Linked DNA regions of Homo sapiens: region 2 is linked to region 1. Evidence: read pairs that join two places in POLR2A ChIA-PET (ENCODE). Cell type or tissue: MCF 10A. All regions are shown on one strand. Links, peaks and the distances in the headings refer to the core of each region. The heading gives the core; the rest is flanking DNA. Region 1 overlaps THPO (thrombopoietin). Region 2 overlaps LINC02054 (long intergenic non-protein coding RNA 2054).

Region 1 (3,504 bases), core at 1-2,500:
TCCCCGGATACCTGAACAGGATACACGAACTCTTGAATGGAACTCGTGGACTCTTTCCTGGACCCTCACGCAGGACCCTAGGAGCCCCGGACATTTCCTCAGGAACATCAGACACAGGCTCCCTGCCACCCAACCTCCAGCCTGGATATTCTCCTTCCCCAACCCATCCTCCTACTGGACAGTATACGCTCTTCCCTCTTCCACCCACCTTGCCCACCCCTGTGGTCCAGCTCCACCCCCTGCTTCCTGACCCTTCTGCTCCAACGCCCACCCCTACCAGCCCTCTTCTAAACACATCCTACACCCACTCCCAGAATCTGTCTCAGGAAGGGTAAGGTTCTCAGACACTGCCGACATCAGCATTGTCTCGTGTACAGCTCCCTTCCCTGCAGGGCGCCCCTGGGAGACAACTGGACAAGATTTCCTACTTTCTCCTGAAACCCAAAGCCCTGGTAAAAGGGATACACAGGACTGAAAAGGGAATCATTTTTCACTGTACATTATAAACCTTCAGAAGCTATTTTTTTAAGCTATCAGCAATACTCATCAGAGCAGCTAGCTCTTTGGTCTATTTTCTGCAGAAATTTGCAACTCACTGATTCTCTACATGCTCTTTTTCTGTGATAACTCTGCAAAGGCCTGGGCTGGCCTGGCAGTTGAACAGAGGGAGAGACTAACCTTGAGTCAGAAAACAGAGAAAGGGTAATTTCCTTTGCTTCAAATTCAAGGCCTTCCAACGCCCCCATCCCCTTTACTATCATTCTCAGTGGGACTCTGATCCCATATTCTTAACAGATCTTTACTCTTGAGAAATGAATAAGCTTTCTCTCAGAAATGCTGTCCCTATACACTAGACAAAACTGAGCCTGTATAAGGAATAAATGGGAGCGCCGAAAAGCTCCCTAAAAAGCAAGGGAAAGATGTTCTTCGAGGGTGGCAATAGATCCCCCTCACCCTGCCACCCCAAACAAAAAAGCTAACAGGAAGCCTTGGAGAGCCTCACACCCCAGGTAAGGCTGTGTAGACAGTTCAGTAAAGACAGGACCTGGATGTGACAGCTGAGCAAACAGCTAGAGCTTTGGCAGCTCAGCAGGAGGCTTTGCCAGGCATGGACGCCTGCCTCCCTCCTGTGGAGGTCAGGAGGAAGTGCAGGAAGTGGCATGAGTCAGGCTCCTTGAGCTCACACAGCAGGAGAACAAGTACAAGTCAAGTACAAGTTGAAGGCTCATTTCCCAGTTCCCGCAAATGCATCTAAAAAGCAGCTCTGTGTGACCACCATAAACTCTGCTAGGGGATCTCTAAAAAGGAGTCAGGCTTATGGGGCTTTGCAAATAAGTGCTGCCTTGGTGCTCAGGAAAAGGTTTGTGTTGCACAAAAACACAAATTCCACTGCAAAAATCAACCTGCTACCTCCAGAGGTTCCTGTAGGAAAACTAGTGGAAGCTTCTTCCTCTCCCCGACCCCTGAGGAAGGAAAGGCTACCACGGAGGTAGAGGAGCCAGGAACCCAGAAACCCAAACACTGCCACAAATACCCCAGGGTCACCAAAGGCATTCCAAAGCAGCAGAATGAAAGGCAATGTGCTAGGAACCTCGTGTACTTTACCTTTTGTAACATTCACACAACTCTGTAAGGTAGGTATTATCTTTTCTGTTTTAGAGATGAGGAAACTGAGGCTCAGAGAAGCCAGGTGAGTTATCAGTGGTTACACGCCCTGTGGGCAGGAGAAGAAACACCCTAGTCTGACCTCACTCTAGGGTCCATACTCTCTCCAGTGTGGTACACTGTCCTATATGTCATTTAATGATTCTGTTTACTGGGAAAGACATACAAGTCCTTAAGGAGTAACAGTTAGAGTTTTGAGGCCGGGCGCGGTGGCTCACGCCTGTAATCCCAGCACTTTGGGAGGCCAAGGCAGGCGGATCACAAGGTCAGGAGATCAAGGCCATCCTGGCCAACACGGTGAAACCCTGCCTTTACTAAAAATATGAAAAATTAGCCGAGTGTGGTGGCAAGCGCCTGTAGTCTTGAACCCGGGAGATGGAGGTTGCAGTGAGCCAAGATCGCGCCACTGCACTCCAGCCTGGGCAACAGAGTGAGACTCCATCTCAAAAAAAAAAAAGAGTTCTGAGTAGAAAACCAAAGTTCTTAGTGGAGGTGACCAATTTAGACATCTTCCCATGTCCCTCTCTCCCTTCACGGACAGAATAGTTTTCCTAGAGAAGGAATCAACAAATGCACAAAGCTCAAAAATGTTGTCCAAATCTCAAATGCTGTCAGTTTCTGCATGGAAGAGAAGTAGTTCATTCATACTACAAATTCCAGCATGCAGTCAAGGGAATGTTAAGTGGAAACTAACTTACTGACATATTGAGCTGGGTTAAATTTAATAATCAAATGAAACACTTTATAGCACATGAAAGTGCCAGCACCTAGGACACGATACACCAATAGAACCAGAGAATGATGGGTTCCCAGCACAGACAGATGAGAGACAAGAATGGCAAAACTTTAGGGCCAGGTATGGTGGCTCACACCCAGCACTTTGGGAGGCCGAGGCAGGCGGATCACCTGAGGTCGGGAGTTCGAGACCAGCCTGACCAACATGGAGAAACTCCATCTCTACTAAAAAATACAAAATTAGCTGGGCATGGTGGTGCATCACCTGAGGTTGGGAGTTTGAGACTGGCCTGACCAACATGGAGAAACCTCGTCTCTACTAAAAATACAAAATTAGCTGAGCATGGTGGCACATGCCTGTAATCCCAGCTACTCGGAAGGCTGGGGCAGGAGAATCGCTTGAACCCGGGAGGCAGAAGTTGTGGTGAGCCGAGATCGCGCCATTGCACTCCAGCCTGGACAACAAGAGCGAAACTCCATTTCAAAAAAAAGAAAAAAAGAAATAGAATGTCAAAACTGCAAATGTCACCAGAAACTTCCAGGCATCTGGTATTGGTATGTGACTTACTCCACTTGTGGGCAAATGCGAGTAACTCATGGGCTTCTCCAGTGTGAACTTACCTGCCCTATTACAAATCTAACCCATTCCCAAATCAGTCTGGTTGGTCCCATCCCTTCTTCCCACTAACACAAAAAAACAATTACAACCAGAACACTCCTATCCCTATTCAATGCTCTACCAGTTCTCTTTCTTCTGCTACCCCAAGACCGCCAGGACAGTCTATGATAACCTACACACTATTACTTGTAATTCGTTTGTCTCACTCTCATTTGTCGTTCTCCAACCCCACAAAAAAACCCACCCCATGGAAAGGTTCTAGGATTTCATAAAAATTCATCCCAACTCCCTCCCCCTACTCTACCCATAGTAAGGTAAAAGAAACACCTCTTCCTCCTCCCTGCTGAGGCCATTCATTTTCAACCCATTTCCCTAAATACTATTTCTAACACCTCACATGAAGATCCGAAAATGATGGGGAAGGAAATACCCCAGGTATCCCAGCAGGGGACCAGCTCCCAGGCAAAACCAGATCAAACAGACAA
Region 2 (17,386 bases), core at 6,417-8,916, 55 kb before region 1:
GGCGTGGTGGCGCATGCCTGTAGTCCAAGCTACTCAGGAGGCTGAGGCAGAAGAATCACTTGAACCTGGAGGCGGAGGTTGCAGTGAGCCGAGATCACACCACTGCACTCCAGCCTGGGTGACAGAGTGAGACTCCATCTCAAAAAAAAAAAAAAAAAAAAAAAAAAGGACATTCTTCAATATGTGACAAAATGGATAAAGCTTGAGGACATTAGGCTAAGTGAAAAAAAATCCTGTCACAGGACAAACTGCATGATTCCACTTATATGAGATGTCTAAAATGGTGAAATTTATGGAATCTAAGAGTGGAATGGCAGTTACCAGGGACTGGGGACTTACTAACCAGTAGGCATCAGGGTTCAGTCAAGCGAGATGAATAAGCTCTAGAGATCTGCTGTGCAACATCGAATCTCTAGTCAACAGTTAGGTACTGCACACTTAGAAATTAGTTAAGGGGAGAGATCTAATATTAAGTCTTCTATGACAAATTTTTTCTTTTTTTAAAAAGAAGGAGGTTAGAAAACAAATTTTTTTTAAACAAATGGAGGTGGAGGTTAGACGGCCAGCGTGGTGGCTCACGTCTGTAATCCCAACACTTTGGGAGGCTGAAGCGGGTGGATCACCTGAGGTTGGGAGTTCAAGACCAGCCTGACCAATATGGAGAAACCCCGTCTCTACTAAATATACAAAATTAGCTGGGCATGATGGTGGGTGCCTGTAATCCCAGCTACTCGGGAGGCTGAGGCAGGAGAATCGCTTGAACTGGGGAGGCGGAGGTTGCAGTGAGCCGAGATCATGCCATCGCACTCCAGCCTGGATGACAAGAGCAAAAACTCCATCTCAAAAAAAAAAAATGTAGGTGAAGGATATGAACAGACACGTCTCAAAAGAAGACATTTATGCGGCCAACAAACATATGAAAAAAAGCTCATCATCACTGGTCATTAGAGAAATGCAAATCAAAACCACAATGAGATACCTTCTCATGCCAGTTAGAATGGCGATCATTAAAAAGTCTGGAAGCAACAGATGCTGGTGAGGATGTGAAGTAATAGGAAGGCTTTTACACTGTTGGTGGGAGTGTAAATTAGTTCAATCACTGTGGAAGACAGTGTGGAAATACCTCAAGGATCTAGAACCAGAAATACCATTTGACCCAGCAATCCCATTACTGGGTATATACCCAAAGGAATATGAATCATTCTACTATAAAGACACATGCACACATACTTTTTTGCAGCATTATTTACAATAGCAAAGACTTGGAACCAACCCAAATGCCCATCAATGATAGACTGGATAAAGAAAATGTGGTACATATACACCATGGAATACTATGCAGCCATAAAAAAGAATGAGCTCATGTCCTTTGCAGGGACCTGGATGAAGCTGTAAACCATCATCTTCAGCAAACTAACGCAGGAACAGAAAACCAAACACCACATTTTCTCACTCATAAGTGGGAGTTGAACAATGAGAACACATGGACACAGGGAGGGGAACATCACACACCACGGCCTGTTGGTGGGTGGGGGGAAAGGGGAGGGAGAGCATTAGGACAAATATCTAATGCATGTGGGGCTTAAAACCTAGATGATGGGTTGATAGGTGCAGCAAACCACCATGGCACATGTATACCTATGTAACAAACCTGCATGTTCTGCACATGTATCCCAGAACTTAAAGTAAAATTTAAAAAAAAAATGACCATATCATTTTGCATACCCTTGAGCAGTATTTCAGAGTTCCTGTGACCATTTCTTTGTATTGTTCATTTTTTAAATTATTATCTTGGACATTCTAATAAGCATATAGCTATGTGTGTGTGTGTGTGTGTGTGTGTATGTGTGTGTGTGTATATATGAGGTAGACCATTTCTTTCTTTTTTTTGAGATGGAGTCTCACTCTGTCACCCAGGCTGGAGTGCAGTGGTGCAATCTCGGCTTTCTACAACCTCTGCCTCCCAGGTTCAAGTGATTCTCCTGCCTCAGCCTCCTCAGTAGCTGGGATTACAGGCATGAGCCACAACACCTGGCTAATTTTTGTATTTTTAGTAGAGACAGGGTTTCACCATATCGGTCAGGATGGTCTCAAACTCCTGACCTTGTGATCTGCCCCCCTCGGCCTCACAAAGTGCTGGGATTACAGGCGTGAGCCACTGCGCCTGGCCGGCTTCATTTCTTCCTAACATCTTCACATAGACAGACAAAAGAGGGGACAAAGTCTTAACAAAAATGGTTTTGTAAACACAAACACTGACCAGTGACTATTTTAACAATATGATAAAAACAGTATTATAAAAGGAAAACAAAAAAGAGGTTAGATAAAAAGAATTACTGAGCTGGAAAATTGAGCTGAGAGACCCTTCTGGAATGCAGCATGAGAAAAGAAAAATATAAATTAATATATTTAAGAGATATGAAAAATACATTCTGAAGTTCCAACATCCCTCTAATGGATGTTCCAGAAGAAGAAAACAGAATAGAATTTTTTAAATGTTAAAGTTACAAAATAGAACAGCAAATAATATAATACTATGTTACCACCAATCAATACTGACAATTTATTGTTTTACTACATGTGCTTCAATTAATTTTTTTTTTTCATGAGACCGAGTCTCACTCTGTCACCCAGGCTGGAGTGCGGTAGCATGATCTCGGCTCACTGAAACCTCCACCTCCTGGGATCAAGCGATTCTCGTGCCTCAGCCTCCCATATAGCTGGGGTTACAGATGCACACCACCATGCCCAGCTAATTTTTGAGTTTTTAGTAGAGACAGGGCTTCACCATGTTGGCCAGGCTGGTCTCGAACTCCAGACCTCAGGTGATCCTCCTGCCTTGGCCTCCCAAAGTGCTGGGATTACAGGCATGAACCACTGTGCCCAGCTCAATTAATGTTTTAAAAGAAATAAAACATTACAAACAAGGCTAATGGTCTTACTGACCCCAATCTCCTCCCTTTCCCTTAGGGCAGCAACCACCATCATAAATTTGTATATACTTTTCCAATACAATACACAGTATAAGAATGTATATAATATATATGATGCCTTTGTATGTGGCTTTAAGTAATAACATACTGTATGTAGGGTTCTGCAACTAGCTATTTTCACTCAGCACTATAAGTTTTGGCTTTCTCCACATTTATAAACAGCCAGTTAATTTCTGCACACTGCTATAGAACATTTCACTGTACAACTAACTATACCACATTTTTATATAGTGCTTTATTTATAGATGGACTTATGCAGTAGTTCCAAATTTTTACCATCACGAAACAATGAAACAATATAATAATAGTACATATTGCCTTCTGCACATAGATGAAGGTTTCTCCAAGTGTATATCTAGAAAAATTACAAAATGATAGGATTTGCACATTTCCTATTTTACTAGATTCTGCCAAATTACTCTTCTATTTATACTTCCACGAGCAGTATACAGCTCTTCCTATTTTCCTTATCCTCACCAATACTTATTATTTTCAGACTTTTTAGCTTTTCCAATTTCATAGGTGAGAAATTATACCTCACTATAATTTTAATTTGCATGACCCTGATTTCTGCTAAGGCTGATTATCCTTCACGGTCTATTAGACATTTGGGACACTTTTTCTGTGAACTTCCTCTTTAACTCTTTTTTCTATTGCATTTATATAGTCTTTTCTCATACACAAGTTTTTAATTTTTATATAGTCAAATTTATCAACCTGACAAGCCATATATATATATAATGTGTATATATATATATAATGTATATATATATAATGTATATATATATAATGTGTATATATATATACACACACATTTTTTTTTTTTTTTTGAGACAGAGTCTTGCTCTGTCACCCAGGCTGGAGTGCAGTGGCCCCATCTCAGATCACCACAAGCTCCGCCTCCCAGGTTCACGCCATTCTCTTGCTTCAGCCTCCCGAGTAGCTGAGACTACAGGCGCCCACCACCACGTCCAGCTAATTTTTTGTATTTTTAGTAAAGATGGGGTTTCACCGTGTTAGTCTCGATCTCCTGACCTCATGATCCATCCGCCTCAGCCTCCCAAAGTGCTGGGATTACAGGCGTGAGCCACCACGCCTGGCCCGAGTGATATAGTTTTTAAAGAATAGATGAATAGGCCAGGCGTGCTGGCTCAAGGCTGTGATCCCAACACTTTGGGAAGCCAAGAAAGGAGAATCCCTTGAGGCCAGAAGTTCAAGACAAGCCTGGGCAACACAGCAAGACCTCATTTCTACAAAAAAAAAACAAAACGCTGGGTGTGGTGGCTTGTGCCTGTAATCCCAGCTACTTGGGAGGCTGAGGTGGGAGGATTGCTTGAGCCTGGGAGGTTGAGGCTGCAGTGACCCATGATGGCGCCACTGCACTCCAGCCTGGGTGACAGAGTGAGACCCATTCTCAAAAAACAAAAAGAATAAATGAATATTTCTCAAACCCAAAGAAAAATGCGAGTCTTTAGAATTGAGAGGGTGCACTTGATGTTAAGCAGGATGAATGCAATAAACATCCATTGAGATGCAGTGTAGTGAAATTTCAGAATATGATTGAGAGTTTTTTGTGTTTGAGGCACAGGTTGTGCTTGTTTTTGCAGTGAGGCCCAGAAGAGAGACAGTGAGCTCTCTGGGCACTGGGAAAATCTAGCAAGGAAACCAGGAAGGTCTTGAGCATTCACAGGTCTTGAGCTGTCGATCGTGGCTGCTTTACAACTCACCAGGCTCCTTGAGACATTCCTGGAAACAGAATTCTGGAGACTCATTATTCGGAGCACGGATGGAAACATTTTGTTGTTACTGCTGTTTTGTTTTGTCTAACACAATAACTAGCAATGGAGAGGTTGCAAAGCATTGTTTACATATTTGGATGAATCATTAGAAACTGCTATTTTTGTAGAGTAAAAAATGGTTGAATGTTAGGGATTTCTAGGGTTGAACCTAATAGATAATTTTATTACATACTCTTAACCCTATGAGATACACATTATTACTATCAACTGTTTTACAGATGACCAGCTAGTAGGGCAGAGAGCTTAAGTCTGTCCATGGGGCCACATGACTTCTAAGAGGCAGAAGCCAGCCTGCCTGGTTCCATCTCCTGGCCTGATTCTTGGGTAGCACTGCCGCTGTCTGGAACAGAGAAAAAAACATGGCATGTTCTTCTCTCTCTCAGGATAGTATCCATCAGGGAGGTTATCTGACTTCTTTGTTTTTGTTTTTGAGACGGAGTTTTGCTCTGTTGCCCAGGCTGGAGTGCAATGGCGCGATCTTGGCTCACAACAACCTCCGCCTCCCGGGTTCAAGTGATTCTCCTGCCTCAGCCTCCTGAGTAGCTAGGATTACAGGCTCCCACTGCCATGGCTAATTTTTGTATTTTTAGTAGGGACAGGGTTTCACCATGTTGGCCAGGCTGGTCTTGAGCTCCTGACCTCAGGTGATCTGCCCGCCTCAGCCTCCCAAAGTGCTGGGATTACAGGTGTGAGCCACCACACCCGGCCCATCTGACTTCTAGGGAAATTAGGCTCAAGATAATCAGTGGTAAGAAGTGGCGTTTGCTAAGAGAACTTGACCTTGATATTCAGACAAACATCCTTCAAGGAATAATCTATGAGCTAGAGAAAGAGTAGTCTGTGAACCAAAGACCATCAGGTGACTGGGGCAGTGAAACAAAGAGCTATTGCTGTGCGTGTCCCAGCTGCCAAGCTGCTGAGCCTTAAGTAACCAGTGTGCTATTTCTTTGCACCATAATTATTCAGAATAGGACACCCTCCCCAGCCTGGATGCCAATTTCAGCAGGCCTGAGATTTTTCTGCTCATGCTTAGAATAGTCTGTGGTTGCTTTTAGTTGCAAACGCAGTCTCAAGCCAGAAATTGGAACTTTAATGTGAGGTATTCATCAAAACTCTGAGCTTATTTTTACCTTACATCCTTCTCTCTTCCCCCAGCTTGTGCCTGGCCAGCTGGGAACCTCCAGTGGACACAATGGAGAGGGCTTTGTCTTCTCTCTCGTTCCACTTGGCCTCCCCGAGCCAGTTACCATAGAATTGGCTTCAGACTGTCTTGGCAGGCAGATGTTAAATTTTGCCTCTTTTTCATGGAGTGATTTTACACCCCCTCCACTCAAGTTACCGGCTGAGTGCCGCCTCAGCCTTTCTCCCAAAATCCTCTTTTATCTATGGATGTGTCTCAAGTCCAATCTCATTTCGGGTGGTCATCTGAGACCCCATCCTCAGCCCATGGGCATTCAGTTCCAACCTTCTCCCGCTAGGATCCCTCTACATAGACTCAAGACAGGGAGTCCTTGCAGGCTCTCTCTGCCACAGGACCTACGTCTGTTCAGAAGAAACTCTCCTGCCTCCCTACCCCAGAAAAAACTCTGAGGGTGCAGGCTGGTCCCAGTGAGGTGGCAGCAGCCCCACCAGAGCAGCTGGTGAGCCCTCCTGTCACCTTCCAGATTTCCCAGGTGAAACTAGACCCCAGGCCACCCCGCTCCCCAGTTGTAGGGGTCTCATGTTAGGCTCTGTTTTTTCTTTTTCTTTTTTGAGACGGAGTCTCACTCTGTCATCCGGGCTGGAGTGCAGTGGCGCAATCTCAGCTCACTGCAACCTCCGCCTCCTGGGTTCAAGTGATTCTCCTGCCTCAGCCTCCCGAGTAGCTGGGATTACAGGTGCCTGCCACCATGCCCAGCTGATTTTTTTATTTTTAGTAGAGATGGGGTTTCACCATGTTGGCCAGGCTGGTCTAGAATTCCTGACCTCATGATCCGCCTGGCTTGGCCTCCCAAAGTGCTGGGATTACAGGCGTGTGCCACCGCACCTAGCTAATTTTTGTATTTTTAGTACCGATGGGGTTTCACCATGTTGGCCAGGCTGGTCTCGAACTCCTGACCTCATGATCTGCCCGGCTTGGCCTCCCAAAGTGCTAGGATTACAGGTGTGAGCCACCACACCTGGCCTCATGTTAGACTCTTAAAGAAGCTGCCCCACAGACACTCACCCTTACCAAGTGTGAGGTAAGGGAGCAGGAGCTCACCTGTCCCCAGGATGGGACTCACAGCACAGCTTTCTTCAAGGACGTCCGCCATACAACATCCTCCCATCACCTGTCTGTCTACATTTTCAGTGTCTCAAAGTGGGAAAGGGGTTTCAAAGTCTTGGATCAGATTTTTTGGCATTTCCATAGAAAATCTTCCATAAGGTGACTCGGGCTCTCACTTTGGATCTTCACATCTATGGTGCATATTAGTGTCTAGTGGAAATTTTAAGGCCCTATTATTCTATTTATATGCATTGACCTTTTTATCTTCATAAGCTCAGACAACATTTTCCATTTTTAAGATGAGAATAATTCATCTCTGAGGGCCCAGAGAGGTAAGGCCAAGGTCACCCAACTGGCCAGTGATGAAGCTGGGATTCCAACCAGGTCTATCTGGCATCCTCTGGGAGGTGCATGCTCAAGCCCAAGAATCTGAGGACACATAGAGAAGTGTGTCTCTCGCTTGAGGGCCCAGACCCTGGGTGACTATGAGAGGCTCCGTGCTACTTAGAGCTGATCTATGTCAGCTCCTATGGCTTGTCATTGCCCACTTCCCCACAGGACACGTTCTGGGACCTAGTTTCAGAGAGCGGGCTGGGAAGACGAGATCGATAATTCTGCCCTTCTGGCAAGAGCCCCATCTGGATGTGACTTTCAGCTCAAAAGAGTGCGCCAGGACGGCTGACTCACCTGGTCTAGCATCCAAGCCAAACACTGGGAGGAAAGGGCTCAGTTCAGCCAAGACTGTGACTGCAGAAGAACGGGGATCCTGCGCTGGGATCCCAGCCATGCCCTCGCCTTGGTGTTTTCTCAGTCTGTGTGGGCCTCCTTTTCTCCATAACTTCTGCGAGCTATGGTAGCAAGGCATGCCAGGGCTTCCACAGGTGGTCCAGTGCCACACAGGAAGGTGTTGAGAGGTGCGAGATGGAGCAACTGACTCAGCTGGTCCCTGCAAGAGGGGGAGGATGTGGCACTGGCCAGCTCCCAAGATGGGCTGCGTTTGGTCTCCAGGGAGGTCCAGTCTGGTGGGCATTTCCAACATAAGCGGTTGGGCAAGAAGCCAGGGTCCATCCACAATGGAATGTCCACCAAACATCCTGATGCGCAGCAAACACTGAATGAAATGGAAAAAGATTTACAAGATTTACAATACATTATTAAGATTTACAATACATTATTAAGATTTACAATACATTATTAAGTGAAGGGCCTGGACAGCAGGAGCCCATCTTCATCAAAGCAGTGATCTTGCTTCTGGAGAACAGGCCTGAAAGGTAAAGGCGCAGCCTGGGTGCTTGGCTCCATCGATTCCTGTGGGTTCTTCGAAGGGTCAAAGAGGGTCCCAAGGCTGACCCACAGGTATGGGGGCAGGACAAAGTCCAGCCCCTTCCCCTTCTTGCAGTCATAGCCACTCACCTCCATCTCTCCTATATCCTCTCTCAGGGACCTGCGGGCTGGTCTTCTACATGCTCTAAACACAAAGGGAGTCTTCATACCCCACACCATTTTCCTCAGACAACTGGGCCACTCACTGGGCACCCATCTGCTACATGCTCCCCTCAGTGATGCCAGGAGGCCCTACTCCCACCCCACCCCCAGCTTCTGGGTCTGTTTATTTTGACTCTTAACCTCTCCATCAGAAGGAAGGACTGACCTCTCTCTGTTATGCATATACACTTGCATATGGATTCTTAAAGAAAGTTCTGGAAAGAGGCCTGGCATGGTGGCTCGTGCCTGTAATCCCAGAACTTTGGGAAGCCAAGGCGGGTGGATCACCTGAGGTCAGCAGTTCGAGACCAGCCTGTCCAACATTGTGAAACCCCATCTCTACTAAAAATACAAAATTAGCCCGTGTGGTGGCACGTGCCTGTAATCCCAGCTACTCGGGAGTCTGAGACAGGAGAATCGCTTGAACTGGGGAGGTGGAGGCTTCAGTGAGCCAGGATCTTGCCACTGCACTCCAGCGTGGGTAAGACAGAGCAAGACTCTATCTCGGAAAAAAAAAAGTTCTGGAAAGAAACACAGCAAAATGTTAAGAGTGGTTGTGACAAGGGATTGATATTAAAATACTCTTGTTTTCTTTTATCACTACCTGTGTTTTCTACAATAAATGTGTTCCTTCTCTACGTTACCAAAGAAATCAAACCCATTGCCCTGAACTGCCTCAAATTCCTACTGCTTTCTCCCCCTCCCTCCCTGAAGTCCACAACCGTCTCTGAACCCACATCCATCCCTCCCTCTAGAATCAGAGCCTGAGGCAAACTCTCCATCTGTGTTCTCACTGCCTCTCACCGTGTCCTTGCTCTACCTGCTATGTAAAACTCATCTCCGAATACATCGCAGAGTTGTCAGGAGTAAGACTTGTGAATTCTTCATGTAGTACCTTATCAATACAAAGAGCTCGGCTGGGCACAGTGGCTCATGCCTGTAATCCCAGCACTTTGGGAGGCCGAGGTGGGCAGATCACCTGAGGTCAGGAGTTCAAGACCAGCCTGGCCAACATGGTGAAACCCCATCTCTACTAAAAAAAAATACAAAAATTAGCCGGGCATGGTGGTGTGCACCTGTAGTCCCAGCTACTTGGGAAGCTGAGGCAGGAGAATCGCTTGAACCCGGGAGGCAGAGGCTGCAGTGAGCCAAGATCACACCACTGCACTCCAGCCTGGGTGACAGGGTGAGACTTCATCTCAAAAAAAAAAAAGAAAAAGAAAAGAGAAAGAGCTCAATACATGGTAATGATGGTAATTACTTCACTTCTCAGTGCCTCTGTTTCCTCAACTGTAAAATTAGGTGATTACAGCACCTACCTCATAGGATTGTTAGAAAGAATAAATGAGGCTGGGTGCTGTGGCTCACGCCTGTAATTCCAGCACTTTGGGAGGCTGAGGCAGGTAGATTGCTTGAGGTCAGGAGTTTGAGACCAGCCTGGCCAACATAGTGAAACCCTGTCTCTACTAAACATACAAAAATTAAGCCGGGCGCGGTGGCTCACGCCTGTAATCCCAGCACTTTCGGAGGCCAAGGTGGGCAGATCACCTGAGGTCGGGAGTTCGAGACCAGCCTGACCAACATGGAGAAACCCTGTCTCTACTAAAAATACAATATCAGTTGGGCGTGGTGGCACATGCCTGTAATCTCAGCTACTTGGGAAGCTGAAGCGGGAGAATCACTTGAACCCAGGAGGCAGAGGTTGTGGTGAGCTGAGATGGCACCATTGCACTCCAGTCTGGGCAACAAGAGTGAAGCCTCTGTCTCAAAAAAAAATTAATAATAATACAAAAATTAGCCAGGCATGGTGGCAGGCACCTGTAATCCCAGCTACTCAGGAGGCTGAGGCACAAGAATCCCTTGACCTTGGAGGCAGAGGTTGCAGTGAGCTGAGATTGAACCACTGCACTCCAGTCTGGGCAACAGAGCAAGATTCTGTCTCAAAAAAAAAAAAGATTAAATGAGCCAAATGTATGTTAAGTACTTAGAAAAGCTCTCAGCACATAGAAGGGGCTCTGTAAGTGTTTGCTAGCACCAGTATTAGCAGGACTAATCAGTATTGCTGGTATTTGTACATTCTTCCATTTCCTCCAAAACCTTATTCATCCATTATCTCCCCTTTCTCCCACAATTTTTTTTTTTTTTAGAGATAGGGGTCTCACTGTGTTGCCCAGGTTGGTCCCAAACTCCTGGCCTCAAGTGATTCTCCTGGTTTGGCCTCACAAAGTGCTGGGATTACAGGCATGAGCCACCATACCTGGCCTCTCCCACAATTAAATCTGTCTTCAGATTCCTTCTCTTAGTTTATTGAGTCAACTATTTCCTATCCCCCAAATCCACCCCATGATCTCATCGGCCAACCTGTCTCCACCCCTCAAGGCTAGGCATCTGAAAAAAAGTGGGTTTCGAGATTCAGTCTAGCACATTTACTTGGATTTAGCTCACCACCACTGATGACACAGCACAACCTGTTTCTCCTCCCACTTCTCTAATGAAACTCTTCCAGCAAAGGCCACAAGTGACCGCCATTTGCCAAATTCAAAGGACACTTCAGTTTTTATATTTCTTGATCTTTTTTCCTTATCTGACCCCACTGAACTCACTCTCTCCTGAAGCTTTCTTTCCTTGCCTCTCCTGTTCTTCTCCTACTTCTTTGGATTCTCATCTCAGCCTCCTCACCTGAGTTATTTCCCTCTGCCCAGTCCTTACATGTTGATGCTCCCCACGACTCTGTCAGCAGCCTCCTCCTCTCCTCATCCTCCCCACTCTCCCTGGAGAAGCTTATGGATTACCATGCTACTTATCACCTTTCTCCTATAACAATAGAGTTTCCATTTCTAGCCCCAGCTTCTCTCGCAAGCACTAGACCCACATATCCTAGTACAAGCTGGATGTTTACACCTGGAGGTCTCACAGCCCTGTCTAAAATTAGACTGCACTTATCCTCCTAAACGTGCATGTCCTTCTGGGCTCCCTACCTAGATGGTGATGCCATCAACGCCATCCTTCTACTGGGAGGCTCACAAAACATCCTGGACTTCTTCCTCTAATCATGCCTGAAGTCCAGCTGAGCTAATTTCCCTACCTTTGCTTAAACCCATCTGCTTCTTTCCATACAAGTCCATGTCAGATGCAGGCAGTCAAAGAATTGTCTCAGAGTTCATATCCATCCTCCTCCTTTCCTTCTTTCTTTTGCATTTCCCTCTTTCTCCATTCACTCAGTCAGTCAACAAACACAGGTTGAACATCTATACCATGCTAGGCCCTAGAAATATAAAGAGCAAAAAAAGACAATGCCCCTAAGGTCAGGGAGTTCACAATATAGCAGGACAGGGATGTCAAGAACCCTAGAATCATGAAATTTGCACACACAAGGAGCTCAGAGGCCATTCTTTCTTAACTAAGTTACATAAATCTGGATTGTTATTCCTTTTACAATATTTCAAACAAAAAAGTAAAGACACTAACATATCTGACACCCAAGCACCCAACACCCAGCTCTATGGAATTCTGACATTTATCTTTCTCCTGTATGTTTATACTATATAAAATATATGTAACTACATACCCATTACGTTTTCAAACTATATATAAAATGTATCACATTCTGTATGTCATTTTACAAAGTGATACAAAGTGATTTTTTGCTCAACTTTATGTTTTTGAGGTTAGCCACATTTGGATTTCTTCCTTTCCAATTCTTATACCATTTTTCTTATATTATTGCATAGGCTAGGTTCTCCAATGTGGAAAAGACGTGATGAGAACAGCCATCCTTGTTTTACTCCTGAGTTTAAAAGAATGCTTCTGGGCTGGGCGTGGTGGCTCACACCTGTAATCCCAGCACTTCAGAAGGCCAAGGCAGGCAGATCACCTGAGGTCAGGAGTTCAAGACCAGCCTGGCCAATGTGGTGAAACCCCATCTCTACTAAAAATACAAAAACTAGCCAGGTTTGGTGGTGGGTGCCTGTGGTCTCAGCTACTCAGGAGGCTGAGGCAGGAGAATCACTTGAACCCAGGAGGCAAAAGTTACAGTGAGCTGAGATGGCACCACTGCACTCCAGCCTGGGCGACAGAGCAAGACTACATCTCAAAAAAAAAAAAAAAAAAAAGATTTGTGCCATTTGAGTTTGTTTGCTGGTGATTTTTGGTAGATAACCCTTATCATGTTCAAAAAGCTTCCTTTTATTCCAAATTTGGTTAAGTTTTACCATGAATGGATATAATTTTTTATCACATGAATTTTCTGCATCTATTAAGATGATCAATATTTTCTCCTTTAATTTTTTAATATGGTGAGTAGTATTCATAAATTAAGTTAAACATTCTTACATTCTAGTATTAAACTCTAAAAATAGGCTAGTTAATTCATTTTGCTCATATTTTATTTATGACTTTTGTATTTATGTTCATAAGTGAGTGTATCAGTTCTCTATTACTATTGAAATAACAATAACTGATTGAAACAACAATAAAATATGCTGGGAGTGGTGACACATACCTCTAGTCCCAGCTACTCAGGTGGCTGAGGCAGGAGGATCGCTTGCACCCAGGAGGTCAAGGCTGCAGTGAGCCACGATTGTGCCACTGCACTCCAGCCTGGGCGACAGAGTGAGATCCTATCTCAAAAATAATAACAATAATAACAATAATAAACAGGTGGAAGCTGCAATGTCTGTCATCACTTAAGCTGAGATGTCACACACCATTATTTTCTGCACCACCCTACCGGTTACACAGATCAGCCCTATTCATTGTGGAAAGGTGTGACACAAGGGCATGAGCACCAGGAGGTGAGGATCACTGGGGCCAGACCAGAAGCTGGCTCCCACATAAGCCCTGCAGAGTTATTTGAGTTCTAAAAAAACATGAATATGTATATCTTTAATAAAAATGAGAAGTTTAAATGAGTTTTTGGCCAGTCATGGTGGCTCATGCCTGTAAATCCCAGCACTTTGGGAGGCCGAGGAGGGTGGATCACCTGAGGTCAGAAGTTCAAGAACAGCCTGACAAACATGGTGAAACCCCATCTCTACTAAAAATGCAAAAATTAGGCCAGGCACTGTGGCTCACGCCTGTAATGCCAGCACTTTGGGAGGCCAAGGCGGGCGGATCACGAGGTCAGGAGTTTGAGACCATCCTGGCCAACATGGTGAAACCCCGTCTATACTAAAAATACAAAAATTAGCTGGGCATGGTGGTGCGTGCCTATAGTCCCAGCTACTCGGGAGGCTGAGACAGGAGAATTCCTTGAACCCAGGAGGCGGAGGTTGCAGTGAGCCGAGATAGCACCACTGCACTCCTGCCTGGAGACAGAGCAAGACATCGTCTCAAAAAAACAAAAAAAAAAAAAGCAAAAATTAGCCAGGCCTGTCCCAGCCACTCAGGAGGCCAAGGCATGAGAATTGCTTGAACTCGGGAGGCAGAGGTTGCAGTGAGCCGAGATCACAAAACTGCACACCAGCCTGGGTGACAGAGACTCGGTCTCAAAAATAAATAAATAAAAAATAAAGGAGTTTCTGTTGTAGTCAACACTCATTTAAATTTATCAACATGTTTTATCTATTTCTATGCTTAACAGTGTTTCATGTGCTCTCCCCTTTTTTTCTGGTTCATTTTTCTTCCTGAAGTGTATAACCTATAATAATTCTTTAAATGAGGGGCTGCACTTTACATGTATCGAAACGCCCCTTTTGTCTTAAATTTCCACTGTAAGTTAGCTGGGCATAAAAATCCAATTGGCACTTTGAAGATACTACCCCCTCATCCCCAGCCTCAGTCTTTGCTGAGGTCCAGAAATTACTTTTTAAGTAATCTGTCTTTTTCTCAGGTCCATGGTAAGGTTTTATTCTCTTTGCCCTTGATGTTCTGCAATTTCCCCAAGGAAATTTCTCAGCTACTATTTCCTCATGTATTTTTCACTGCCATTCCCTTTATTCTCTTCCTCTGAAACTCCTATTAGACATACATAGCCCTTCATGCAAGCTGTCCTTCATATCTCATAACTGCTTTTATATTTTTTAATCTTTGTGTATTGTATTCATGTTAATTCCTAAGTAATGTCTTCTAACTCAATAATTCTCTTTTTGCATCATTTATTCTGTCTACTGAGCTTTCTTTTAATGAACAAACTTTCTATTTCTAAGATTTCTAATTGATTCTTTTCACATCTACTTGTTCTAGTTTCATTTTGATCTGCCTTCATTTATGTCTTGTTAATTTCCAATGGATATTAAGCCTTCATTTGCCATTTTTGGCATCCTAAACATTTTTAATTCTTTGTAAGACTTTCACAAAATTAATTTAATCTGCAGTGAACTCATATTCCACATGGTGATTCTGTTGACTGCTTTTCTTTCTTGCTTTTTTTTTTTTCTAAAGATGGGATTTCACTATGTTGGCCAGGCTGGTCTTGAACTCCTGACCCCAGGTGATCCTCCCACCTTCACCTCCCAAAGTGCTGGGATTACAGGCACGAGCCACCACGCCCGGCCTTGTTGACTGTTTTTCTTACCATTGTTTCTCATCTATTTTGGCTTACAACTTTACAGTGAGTTGGAGGGTTTTCCACCTTGTTTTTACATCTGTTTTTCACTCTGTCTCTAACTATCCTGAGCTAGGACCTCAGGCCCAGTTGAGGTCTTACAATAGCATTGCAGGGCTCTACTCTGTTGTGGCATGAGGACACCACAGCTACAAGCACGTAGCCAGAGGGTGGCTTGGCTCAGCATCTAGTCAAGAGTCTGTCCTCATCTTCCCACAACTCAAGCCCCAAGCTATTTGTGGACAGCTGGCTTCCTCACTCCATCCCCGCCACCCCCGATTCTTTTCACAAGCAGAGGGAACCTTCCCCGAGCCCTGGCTTCCAGACACCTGGCTGTTGGCCCCTTTGTAGCATGGAGCACTTTAACTCCCTTACCAGGAGCTCTGTGTCTGGCAGCTACTGCTGTTTCCAGACCCCGAGGCCAGCAGGCCCCTGGCCCCAGTCACCAATTTGCATTTCTGATCTGCTTGTGGTACACAGAGATAGCCATTTTGGTTGGGGCCCAACTATGTCCTTTTGTTTATCATTTTTTCTATTTTATTCCTGATTGCTGTGTGTTTGGAACAGAGAGAGGAGGCCACAGCGTGAGCCCACTCTGCCGTCTTGGCTGGAAGTCCAGCACTGAATTGTGAGGCTGCCGTACCTGTAGAAAGTCCCATGTCTGCTTTCATTCAGGTAAAAGAGGAGAGATGGTTTCATTAAAATCCAATAGGCATTTTTTTTTTTTAAAGATGGAGTCTCACTCTGTTGCCCATGCTGGAGTGCAGTGGTGGGATCTTGGCTCACTGCAGCCTCCATCTCCCAGGTTCAAGCGATTCTCCTGCCTCAGCCTCCCAAGTAGCTGTGACGACAGGCATGCGCCACTACACCTGGCTAAGTTTTGTATTTTTAGTAGAGACAGGGTCTCACCATGTTGGCCACGCTGGTCTTGAATTCCTGACCTCAAATGATTTGCCCACCTTGGCCTCCCAAAGTGCTGAGATTACAGGTGTGAGCCACTGTCCCCAGCCCACTCAGGGGCTTTTATGCTTCACTATGAATTTCCTCTCAGGATAACAGACTGAGCCCGTGTGTTCCCCAGTCACACACACACACACACACACACACACACACACACACACGCTGAGGGTTATTCTTTGAAAGGGGAGGCCACGTCTGGGGGCGGTGGCTCACGCCTGTAATCTCAGCACTTCGGGAGGCCGAGGTGGGTGGATCACCTGAGGTCAGCAGTTCAAGACCAGCCTGGCCAACATGGTGAAACCCCGTCTCTACTAAAAATACAAAAATTAGCTGGGCGTGGTGGCGCATGCCTGTAATCCCAGCTACTTGGGAGGCTGAGGCAGGAGAATCGCTTGAACCTGGGAGGCAGAGGTTGCAGTGAGCCGAGACTGTGCCATTGCACTCTAGCCTGGGCAACAGAGTGAGACTCCATCTCAAAAAAAAAAAAAAAAAGAAAAAGAAAGAAAGAAAGAAAAGAAAGGGGCAGCCACGGGATGCAGACAAGGCCTGATCGCCACCACTCCTCCCTCCTCAGAGCAGAGCTGGGCCTGTGGGTAACCATGGGTAGCAGCTGGTGCTGGGTACCACGGAAGGCACGTGTGGGGTGAGGCTCCCCTTCAAACCGTTCCCAGGGGAGCGCCTCCCCCTGGTGGCCATCAGAGGAAGCAGCGGTGCTCTCTGCCAAGGACAAGGCCGCAAGGAGTGAAGATTTTCCACACACAGCCAATCGTGCAGACCTGGGACCTGTGGTCATGACACCGGCAGCCTAAAGGTCCTACTTAAATAGGGCCCAGGGCAGAATTCTGTCTATGATCTCCCCTGCTGTGCCGGGACACAGCCCACTCTGCTCAGGACTGTGTAGAGGCGGCTCCCTCCTGCCTGGCCCTTCTGAGCCTCAGAACATTGACTCCAGAGACCACTGGGTCCATAGATTCTTTGGATGGATTTTTAAACTTGAATGTCCAGACCCTTCTTGAGGCCACACAGAGGACTGAGGGAGGGCAGTCTGTGTAGGGGTCCAGGACATGGGTTTGAGGATTAGATAGACCTGAGTCCAAATCCCACTTGCCACTTGTTAGCTGTGTATCTCTAGGCAAGTTACTTAACCTCTTTGTGCCTCTGTTTCTTCATCTGTAAAATAAAGATAATAGTTGTATATACCTTAAGGGGTTGCTGTGAGAATAGAGCCAGATAACCAGGTCCCTCCTCCCTCTCCGCCCCCCGCCCATGGCCCCTGTTTTGGAGGTGCCTGGGCTCTTACTGCCTCTTCCTCTGCCCTTCCTGGAAACTGCGGGCTTCCATCAGCCTCCTCTGGGCC

What was found. Peaks named below come from ENCODE experiments on the same cell type or tissue, not always from the same donor. Only the 100,000 strongest peaks of a DNase experiment are listed, where the experiment ranks them.
Region 2: POLR2A ChIA-PET joins it to region 1 with 5 read pairs; 7 of 35 experiments call an interaction of 5 or more read pairs at or near these places.

The regions. Positions count from the first base shown.
Region 1 is chr3:184,369,344-184,372,847 of GRCh38, reverse strand. THPO (thrombopoietin) reads left to right here. Exons shown (of 6, transcript NM_000460.4): 6 at 1-913. The coding sequence ends at 335. Among named protein-coding and RNA genes, the nearest start is that of THPO, 7.1 kb to the left of the region's middle. In MCF 10A, for the core only: a CTCF peak has its summit at 1,113 (motif pointing left); a DNase peak (open chromatin) is centred at 1,127.
Region 2 is chr3:184,417,357-184,434,742 of GRCh38, reverse strand. It overlaps LINC02054 (long intergenic non-protein coding RNA 2054), which reads right to left. Exons shown (of 4, transcript NR_161199.1): 2 at 11,611-11,790; 3 at 7,728-8,151. Among named protein-coding and RNA genes, the nearest start is that of LINC02054, 25 kb to the right of the region's middle. In MCF 10A, for the core only: no CTCF peak of the experiment used is centred there; a DNase peak (open chromatin) is centred at 7,742.